Regions from separate parts of the Homo sapiens genome. Here region 1 is linked to region 2. A link is a loop called in an ENCODE intact Hi-C map of the cell type or tissue named here. Cell type or tissue: ascending aorta. All regions are shown on one strand. Each heading gives the region's core, and the rest is flanking DNA. Links, peaks and the distances in the headings are about the cores only. Region 1 has its middle 14 kb from the start of CST3. Region 2 overlaps LINC03125 (long intergenic non-protein coding RNA 3125).

Region 1 (5,377 bases), core at 73-5,072, 470 kb before region 2:
GAAGGATATAAATCAGTCACTTCCAGTCTGCTCAAGTCATGTGATGTTGAACAGGTCTTGTTTATTCTCTCACCCTGAGTGGGATAACTGTTTTCCATCAGAATGAGCACTGACCTGAGACACCGGTGACTGACTCCCCTTTGGTAGGTCCCACCTCTGCTCATCCTCTCTTATTTTCCTTGAGTTTATCAAGCACGTCCTCTTGAAGCTGAATCAAACCTGTATCTTCACCTACAGTGTCCGCATCACCTGAGAAACCACCAGTGGAGCTTCGATGATTTCACGTTGGTGAAGTTGGTCAGAAGACCTGGCCCAGTTGCTAAGACTGTGGTCCTCATTCCTGGGGGCACAGAATGAGGCTGGATAAGGAAGGTTAGGGGGCCATACTGGCTCATCCGCTTGTGTGAAGCCCTGTGGGCTCACTTCTCAGTGGGCTCCTTTCACTTGCATCCTTACGTGTCAGCATCTAACTCTTTTGCAAGGTAAGCAGTCCTACACGGTACCAGCCAACCGCCAGAGTCTTAAGTTCCTGATACTCAACGCAGCTGGGAAAGAGAACAAAAGCCCCTTGTTCATGAAGTAGCTTCCCTAATCTCCAGCCAATCAGCTCCAAAGCCCAAGAAGATATTAGCTACAAATTCCTACTTTGAGGGGAGTGGAGGGCTAAGAACTTCTCTGGGGTCCCACCTATGCAAGTAGGCTGAAGGTTTGGCTTATAGTGTCATTTCCCTCATCTTAATAGTAAAAAACACATTCCTAGGTGGAGATTTTATGTGCTGATGATGCACGTGATGCATGTTAGAGCACATAGATGCTGAGTGCATGTGTCAACCGCAAGTCCACCTTTGCATACTTGACCTCACCAGTATTTTATGAATGTGAATGAACAGCTCCCATAAAGGGAATTTCCCTTACGGCACTAGCTGCTGTTTCTTCTGAGCAGCCCCCTCTGCCTCTCAGAATGTAGCTGTTGCTTTGCAACAGACTTCTTTGCCTACTGTTACTTTGGACTTGCTCTCAAATTATTTTGTGTGGCGAAGTCAAGAACCTGAACCAACAACTATAAGAATCACCTGGATGCATTGAATGGATGCTGGTTCACAAGCCCCATCCAGACAACTAAAGTCACACGCCGCAGGTGATTCTAACAGTTGTAGGAAGCAAACCTTCAACTGTTCTTACTGGGAGTCCTCTTTGTGCAGACCTAAGAGGCTCCCCGCAGATGCCAGTAGCTCCCTGGATCCTACCTGCACCCCACCAACCCCCCGAGGTGTCATTCTGGCCTGTCCTCTGAGACCACTCTACTCTCCATCAGTGAGATGCCTTTGGCCCCATTCACTCTTTCTTTGTTTCTTTGTTTCTTTCTTTGTTTCTTTCTTTCTTTCTTTCTTTCTTTCTTTCTTTCTTTCTTTCTTTCTTTCTTTCTTTCTTTCTTTTTCTTTCCTTCTTTCTTTCTCTTTCTTTCTTTCGTTCTTTCATTCTTCCTTTTTTAGGCATAAGAATTTTGTTTTGTTTGTTTTTATTTGTACAAATTTATGGGGCACATGTGAAATTTTGTTGCATTTATATAAATGCATAGTGATTAGGTCAGACTGTTTAGGGAGTCCATCACCAGAATACAATACATTTTTGTTTAACTATAGTCACCCTACTCTGCTATCAAACATCAGATGTGTTTCTTCTATCTAACTGTACATTTGTACCCTGTAACCCACTTCTCTTCATCCTCCCCCTTCAGTGACTCACCCTTCCCAGTCTCTGGTATCTATCTTTCCACTCTCTGCTTCCATGTGATCAGACTTTTTAGCTCCCACATATAAGTGAGAACATGCGGTATTTGTCTTTTTGTGTCTGGCTAATTTCACTTTAGATAGTCCCAGTCAGTGTTTTCTAATTCAGCAATAGCTCACGTGTCTCTCACTTTTTCAGTGGCCCCTGCAAGAGAAATTGAATCAAGGTTCGTCCTCATCTCCCTCTCTGCCAGCCTTCAGAACCACATTGTGCTTTGTATCAAATTGGTCCCAGTCCTTAAGTTCATAGGGAAGTCTGTCTCTTCTTGCTGAATTAGTCAGTGTATTGATATGGTTTGGCTGTGTCCACACTCAAATCTCATCTTGAATTGTAATCTCCATAATCCCCGTGTTGAGGGAGGGACCTGGTGGGAGGTGATTGGACCATGGGTGCAGTTTTCCCCATGCTATCTTTATGATGGTGAGTTCTCATGCAATCTAATGGTTTTGTAAATGTTTGACAGTTTCTTCTTTACATACACTGTCTCCTGCTGCTGTGTGAAGAACATCCTTGCTTCCCCTTCACCTTCTGCCATGGTCATAAGTTTCTTGAGGCTTCCTCAGCCACGTGGAACTGTGAGTCAATTAAAACTCTTTCCTTTATAAATTACCCAGTCTCAGGTATTTCTTTATAGCAGTGTGAGAACAGACTAATACATGTATCAACTTGGTTTCTCCAGAGAAACAGAGCCAACAGGATATATATACGCACACACATCTATATATATATAAAGAGATTGTACCAATAGGATATATATTATGTGCACATAAATATACAATTATACATATATAACATGAAATGTATACATATATATTATGTACATATATTAAGATATATTTATATTTATTAAGAGAATGTGTGTGTGTGTGTGTATATATATATATATATATACACACACATATATATGTAAAAAGATTTATTTTAAGGAATCTGTTTATGTGATTGTGGGGCCTGGCAAGTCCAGGATTTGTCAGGCAGGCAGGATATGTTACAGTCTAAAACAGACTTCATTCTTCTTCTGGAAATCTCAGTTTTTGCCCTTAAGTCCTTCAACTAATTGAATGGAGTCCAGCCACATTATCTAAGGTTATTTTCTTCACTGAAAATCAACCGATTGTACATGTTAACAATATCTACAAAACACCCTCATGACAACACACAGATTGGTGCTTCACCAAACAACTGGCACCATGGCCTAGCCAAGTTGGCACAAAAAATTTAGCCATCACAGCTGGTTTTCCTCTCTCGTTTTTACTTTTTCTCTGTTCCTGTTTTGAAAGTGAAACTGAAGCATGTTTTCCAAAATGCTCTCGTTCCTGCTTAATTTCCCAAGCAAATATGATTCATGGGAACAGAATGTCCAAAGCACGGGCCCTTCCATTCATCTTCCCAGCCTTTAGCTTTTCAGTGATACCACTGGGATGAGAATAAATTCTCTTCATAAGAAAAGCAGGGTATGGGCAATGGAGCTCAAAGCCTCTGTGGCTGCAGTCCTTTGCTCTCATCTCCCTGGCCAGAGATGACTCACTCGGCCACACCCAGCTGCCAAGAGGCTGGGAACTGGTCTCCTGGGGGATGATACTGGGCAAAATCACAGCTCAGTAGTGCTATTGTTAAAGAAAGGAGAGGGAGCAGATGGGCCCAACTTTTATTCACATAAGTAAAAATATGAGAGTGTCTCTGCTTTCTATAGTCTGTAAGTTATACTTCATTGTCCATGAAACGAAACAGAACTGACGTTATGTGAATGCAAAATGCATTTCCACTTTTTATTAAAAAGTCCAAAAAAAAAAAAAAACAGATACTGCTGAGAATGCAGAGAAGTAGGAATGCTTTTACACTGTTGGTGGAAATGTAAATTAGTTCAATGACTGTGGAAGACAGAGTGGTGATTCCTCAAAGATTTAGAACCAGAAATACCGTTTGACTCAGCAATCCCATTACTGGTTATATACCCAAAGGAATATAAATCATTCTATTATAAAGATACATGCACTCATATGTTCATTGTGGCACAATAGCAAAGACATGGAATCAACCCAAATGCCCATCAATGATAGATTGGATAAAGAATGGTACATATACACGATGGAATACTGTGCAGCCATAAAAAGGAATGAGATCATGTCCTTTGCAGAGACATGGGTGAAGCTGGAAGCCATTCTCCTCAGCAAACTAATGCAGGAACAGAAAACCAAACACCACATATTCTCACTTATAAGTGGGAGCTGAATAATGAGAACACATGGACACAGGGAGGGTAACAACACACACTGGGGCCAGTTGGGGGAAGGTGGGATGGGGAGAGCATTAGGGAAAAGAGCTGATGCATGCTGGGCTTAATACCTAGGTAATGGGTTGTCAGGTGCAGCAAACCACCATGACACATGTTTACCTATGTAACAAATCTGCACATACCTGTACCCTGGAACTTAAAAAATAATAATAAAATAATTTTTAAAAAAGAACCTGCCCTTATGATCCAATAACCTCCCACCAGGTCCCTCCTCCAACACTGAGGATCACAACTCAACAGATTTGGGTGGGGACACAGAGCCAAACCATATCAATAATAATATAAAATCAAAAAGGGCACTAGCACTATCAGCAGAATGAAAAGGCAACCCACAGAAAAGGAGAAAATATCTGCAAAATTACATATCTGACAAGTGGTTAGTATCCAAAATATATAAGGAACTCCTACAACTTGACAACAAAAACAGAGCAAACAACATGACCAAAGATGGGCAATAGGCTTGAATCGATATTTCTGCAAAGATACATGCATGCATGGCCAGTACACACATGAAAAGCTACTCGACATCACTCATCATTAGGGAAACACAAATCAAGGCCATAGTGAGATACCCTGTTACACCCACGAAGGTGGCTGTAATTAAGAATGTGTAAAAATTAGTACTCTTCTTCACTGCTGGTGGGAATGTAAAATGGTGCAGCTACTGTGGAAAACTTACAATAGTTCCTCAAAGAATTAAAAATAGAATTACTGGTCGCTGCCAAGATGGCTGAATACGAATAGCTTTGGTCTGCAGCTCCCAGCGAGATTGACGCAAAAGATGGGTGATTTCTGCATTTCCAACTGAGATTCCTGGTTCATCTCATTGGGACTGGTTGGACAGGGGGTGCAGCCCATGGAGAGCAAGCTGAAGCAGGGTAGGGCGTCACCTCACCCGGGAAGCACAAGGGGTCAGGGGATTTCCCTTTCTTATCCAAGGGAAGCCGTGACAGACTGTACCTGGAGGAATGGTACACCCCTGTCCAAATAATGCACTTCTCCTATGGTCTTCGCACCCGGCAGACCAGGAGATTCCCTCCCATGCCTGGCTAGGTGAGTCCCACACCCACAGAGCCTTGCTCACTGCTAGCACAACAGTCTGAGATCGACCTGCGGAGCTGCAGCCTGGCAGGGGGAGGGGCATCTGCCATTGCTGAGGCTTGAGTAGGTAAACAAAGTGGCCAGGAAGCTCGAACTGGGCAGAGGCCACCACAGCTCAGCAAGGCCTACTGCCTCTCTGGACTCCACCTCTGTGGGCAGGGCATAGCTGAACCAAAGGCAGCAGAAAAC
Region 2 (5,377 bases), core at 323-5,322:
ACAATCTAAACTAGTCCTGATTGGCTAAACATTCAAACTTTCTTAGATAAGGTAGGCACGTGATAGAAGAGCCAGGAAGAGGAGGAAAGGGTCATCTGAGGGGGGACTAGAAAGCTAACCTATTCCCACATAAGGGAAGGAATGTGGACTGGGGCTTCTCATGTCTAGGCATGTTTAGACAGGTTACTGCACAGCAAAAGCCGGGGCAGGGGGAGGTGGCGGGTTACTCCGAATTTAGAGAATAAAGAACAGGGGAACTGGACAAACTGAAGAAGAACCTAGCTTTATCTAACACCTTCTTTTTCTCTTTTTTTCTTTCTTTCTTTTTCTTTCCTTCCTTCCTTCCTTCCATCCTCCTTCCCTCCCTCCCTTTCTCCCTCCCTCCCTCCCTTCTTTCTTTCTTTCTCTCTCTCTGTCTCTCTTTCTTTTGCTTTCTTTCTTTTTCTTTCTTTCTTTCTTTCTTTCTTTCTTTCTTTCTTTCTTTCTTTCTTTCTTTCTTCCTTTTCTCTCCTTTCTTTCTTTCTTTCTTTCTTTCTTTCTTTCTTTCTTTCTTTCTTTCTTTCTTTCTTTCTTTTCTCTCTTTCTCTCTTTCAGAAACAGGCTGGAGTGCAGTGGCGCAATCATAGCTCACTGTAACCTGGAACTCCTGGGCTCAAGCAACCCTTCTGCCTCGCCTTCTAAAGTGCAAGGTTACAAACATGAGCCACTGTGGCTGGCTGTGAACTTCTTTCACAGAAACACATTCCCAACTATTGTTGTGAAGTGGGCAGGGAGTGTGGAAAGAAAGGGCTGCCTGCTCTCCTCCCTGCTGGGTGTGAAAATCGTAGAGGACCAGGTATCTGATTGGAAACTCTGATCTGGATGCCACCAATGGACTTGTTTTTAAACTTCATTGTCTTTCAGCATCTGGGAGTTTGGCCTTCCAAACCTTGTTAGAGCTGAGTCCAGAGGGAATGGGACTGGCACAATGGACAGATTTCTGTTTTTCATTTCAATTCAGCAAGCTTGTCCTGATACAACAGTCACTCCTCCTTGGGTCTCTTAATTCCCATCCTTACCTGCAGCAGTTCAGATGAGGAGTACACTTTCAAGTCCAAGGGTTTAAATGAGATGACCTCTGTTAGAGACTAAATTCTGTCTCCCCTAAAATTCCTGTGTTGAAGCCTTGACTCCTGGTACCTCAGAATGGGACTGTATTGTAGATAGGGCCTTTAGAGTGGTGACTAAGGTAAAATGAGGTCATTGGGCTGGGTCTTAATCCAATCTCAGTGGTATCTTTAACAATAAGAGGAGATTAGGATCCAGACACACAGGAAGGGCCCTGTGAGGACACAGAGAGAAGATGGACGTTGGCAAGCTGAGGAGGGAGGCCTCAGAAGAAACCCACCCTGCTGGCACCTGGATCTCAGACTTCTGGCCTCCAGAATTGTGAGGAAATCAAGGCCTGTAGTTGAAGCCACACAGTCTACCCAGCAGCCCTAGCAGTCGCACACAACCTCTAACATGAGGAGTGGATGTGGGTGCGTGGCCTGCACTGGGGTTCTGGCCTCTCAGGGCATGGGCTGAGCATGGGAGAGCTGTCCACTGATGGTGAAACTGTTTCTCAGTTAGAGGGCCTTTTTCTCCTCTGGGAAGGGGAGAATGTCAGCCTGCTGTTTCTGAAGACCTCTCCCCTGATCTTGCGGTGCCAGGCTCTGTCTGACTTGCTTTGAGGAGATTTGCTCACCTGTCCTCTGTCAGACCTGGGTGGAAGAAGGAAAGTTCAGAGCTGATGTCAGCACCGATTCACCTAAAGCACTGAGGGGCTTCGCAGATTTCTGTCTGATACCTACTGGGAGTGGACAGAATACAGGCTTGGGGTGGGGGCTCTGCTTGTTTCTCCTAATACGGTGATAGAATAAGGAAGGCATTCTGCTAATGTCTAAGCTGTTCCTAAAAGACCATTTTAACCGCCTTAACACTGAAAATGCTTTGCACCATTCACGTTGAAGGCTAATGGTGAACAGGGTAGCAACAGGTAATATTTTTTTTCACTTTAAAGGAAGAAAGAAACACAATTTCTAGGAGGTAGTTATGTTCATCATTGCATTTTTTTAAGATTATCCATGAAAATTTTAATAGCATTCTAATTCTAACATAGCCTTCAAGATGAACACAATTGACATTTTTCATCTATGGGGAAATGAAAATTATAACACAACCTAGAAAACCAGTGCCGCCGATGGCCCATGATTCTTCTTCTGTCACTTTGAGGTTGGGATGCCACCTTTGGAGATGCCTTGAGAGAGACTGTGGCAGTGCGGTGGATCTGGGGAAGTCTCCTCCCACCCCTCAGATCCAATAAGCTCCCAGGCACATCCTCTTCCCAATCCAACTTCCAAAGAGAAATCCTAGACACTGCCCAAGGCTCTGAGTTTAGTTCTAAGTACATGTCCATTTTACTTTTTTTCCCAAAATAATAATTTACCATTCACTGAAGATTGCTTATATATGAACCAAATGCTTACATTTTATTCTTAATTGAAAACAGAAATTGGCCCAACCATTACTTAAGTGGGATATGATTAATGCTTATCAGCTAAGCATTAATATCCCCCAAAGCTCGATGCTGAAGCTGTTAGTCAGCTCACAGCTCACAAGGTCCTGTGCTTGGAGAAGGTGGCTGGAGCTGGCTCAGTCGGCTCTTCCTCCATCGTGCGGCCCTGTCCCCGGGGAGGCATAGGCGTCAGGGTGAGCCCATGATGCAGAGCCGGTGCTTCTGAGCAACAGTTGCTATTTTTAGCTGGTCTTAGCTAAGTGACCTCGCAGCAGGTCAGGCTGGAGAGTGGACCCTGAGCCCTTCAGATAGGAGAATGACATCAGTGAGTGACACAGTGCAGCTGCAGGCGAGAAATACAGGGTGTTCCTAATGCCAGTGCTTCCTGTATGAGGAGGCACTTGCTTCCTGTAGGAGGAGGCACCAACAGATGCTGTTTGGTGGCACTTGGCACATAAAGAGATACTTCCCAAAGATAAAACCCTGGCCAGGAGCTTTAAGACTATAATAAAACTGTAAGATTGTTAAGTAGTCAAGATGAAAAATGATCTTTTCCTAGTATTTTTATGGTCCCTCAGAACGAGTGGGCCCCTGATAACACCGCTGCCTCCTGCTGCCCGGGCTGGGTCTTCATTGCCTCCTTGATGGAAACTCGGGTGTTGCTGTGGAATTGAGATGCTGTAAACACAGGATCCAGTGATGGCTTTCGGTGTGCATGCTGCCCTGTTGCCTTCCACTGTGTGAGTCAGGGCAGGTCTGTGACCCACATGCTGTGGTGGAAGGGACCTGGGCCTGTGGCTGTAGAAGGCCTGGCCACCTCCTACAGATAGAGCTCCTATTTGTGCTCTGGGAGTGCTGAGCTGCCATGTAATTAAAAAGTCCACATGGAGAGGCCACGAAGAGAGGCAGAGACCCTGAGATGACGCTGAGGGTCCTGGCTGAGTGCAGCCTCCTGGCCGTTCCCCAAAGCACTGGGCCTCTGAATGAGCCATGCTTGGTGTCTCACCCCATTTAAGCCCCCCTGTGACGACGCCACACAGTCACATCAAGCACAGCAGAAGGACCACACACTCAACCCATGGTAGGGAAGAAGAATAAACTGCTGTTTTAAGCCACTAAGTTTTGAGGTGGCTTACTTCACAGCAAGAAAAAATGGAGACTATTACAGATGAAACAAAGTCAAGCCTAGGGCCAAGTCGAGCATCATGGCCAGCACAATCACAGTCAGCCTAACTATCCTGCCTGTTCATGCTGGCTTAGGACATGTGACAGTTCCAACCCCCAGCAAGGGGCGGGTAAGTTCCTGGGTCAAACAAAAGGTGAGGTCAGGTCAGCAGGGGTCTAGGCAGGTAGCTCTCATGAGGGTAACGGATTTCCTCCACCCACCAGGATTCCGGCAGGCACAAAGGCCCAGGGCATGATCCCGCTGGGTAAGGAGTTTCAGGGGAGACCTCCAGAGGCCCAGCCTCCCTGGTCTTGGGAGGCCCCCACAGCAAGGGAGGGCCCTCTCTCATGCCCAGTGCCTAAGAAGCAAGGGTCAATTCCTAAGAGTTCTCAGTGGCCACTGCAGAGAGCAAGGCAGAGGCAGGGTGCCTGGAGTGTGTGTGAGATTCCTCCATGGTCAGCACCATCCTTTTTCTCTAACTGAGCAGCCTTCAAGAGTTGAGCCACAGGAAGCTTCAGGGCTGCCTCTGTCCTCCCTGGCCCCAGCAGGGAGTAGGGAAGACTCTGGCCTGACGGGGAGGAAAGGGCAGCAGCTTCTCTGCACCCCGTGAAGGATGTCTCTTTCACTGTGCAGAAAAGAGAGTGGTTTCACTGTGCTCTACTCACAGGAACGGGCCCCTCTTCCTCCTGGGGCAGCCTATGGGAAGAGGGGCAGGCACCTGCCACCCACTGGCTGTCATGGCACCAGAAGGTCACACTCCAGTGGCAGGAGAACGATGGGCACTGCCCCATCCCTCTCTTAGCTTCAAGGCCTGCCCTGGGTGTGAGGGGCAGTACACTGCTGATGGTGCTGGCCCAGTAGCATTGTGCATCCCATGCAGCCCAGCCCTGGCATACAAGCCTGGCACACAGGCACCAGACCTAGCTGCTTCTCCAGTCACCTGCTTGCCTGCTGTGGGGCCTCAGGGCACACTCTGCCCTCACCCATTTTAGGAGCTGCCTCTTCCTCAAAGCCTTCTGAGTCCTCCCCTTCCCTTATGGGTGAGCCCCTCCCTGCCCCTGAGATCTCTGGGGGCACCTGTGCGACTTCTTCCCGAGGTGCCCTATACAACCCCTTGCCTAGTAGATTCAGCTGTGTTTTCTCAGACACCACAAAAGGCTTGTGCATTCTCTCGGGAGCCAGCCCTGGCGGCCTGGCAGGAGGAGCTTGGAGCTCTGTGTGCTGAGGAATCTGGAGCTCGCCCAGGCTCAGGTGCAGGGTTCCATGACAGGCTAACCATGCCTGCTGGGGAGCAGGGGGCACAGCGGAGGGTCAGGCTTTGGGAATCCATGTCCCAGGCCATCGTCACAGCTACACAGCTTTCTTCTTTCCACTTCTCCCTCAGATTTTCTAGCCTTTAAATAGGGTTCCTACAGATGAAGAGAAATGTCCCAGATAGAAACCCCACTGCGGAAAGTGATCCCCTCCCTCTGGGAAATAGAATCTCTGAAGAGGATCTTAGGCAGGATGGCACGCTGTGAGTTCAATCAGCTTTCTCAAGTGTGGATCTCAGGTGAAAACCAGGCCAATTCTCACCACACATCAGGGTCTAGGCTCCGTTTCCTGGCAGTGAGTCAGAGGGGTGACCCGAGGCTAAAGGCAGGATGGCACCTGGTCTAAAAATGGCCATGGTTAAT

The links. Peaks named below come from ENCODE experiments on the same cell type or tissue, not always from the same donor. Only the 100,000 strongest peaks of a DNase experiment are listed, where the experiment ranks them.
Region 1: it touches region 2 in a loop (6-fold over the local background); 3 of 110 quality-filtered maps call a loop at or near these places.

What each region holds. Positions count from the first base shown.
Region 1 is chr20:23,620,898-23,626,274 of GRCh38, reverse strand. No RefSeq gene overlaps it. Among named protein-coding and RNA genes, the nearest start is that of CST3, 14 kb to the left of the region's middle. RefSeq lists a silencer at 3,264-3,474. In ascending aorta, for the core only: no CTCF peak of the experiment used is centred there; a DNase peak (open chromatin) is centred at 3,184; H3K4me3 peaks cover 1,089 bases; H3K27ac peaks cover 2,333 bases.
Region 2 is chr20:23,150,005-23,155,381 of GRCh38, reverse strand. All of the region lies in intron 1 of LINC03125 (long intergenic non-protein coding RNA 3125), which reads right to left. Among named protein-coding and RNA genes, the nearest start is that of LINC03125, 4.6 kb to the right of the region's middle. RefSeq lists an enhancer at 4,153-5,136. In ascending aorta, for the core only: no CTCF peak of the experiment used is centred there; DNase peaks (open chromatin) are centred at 2,291, 2,771, 3,261 and 4,931; H3K27ac peaks cover 5,000 bases.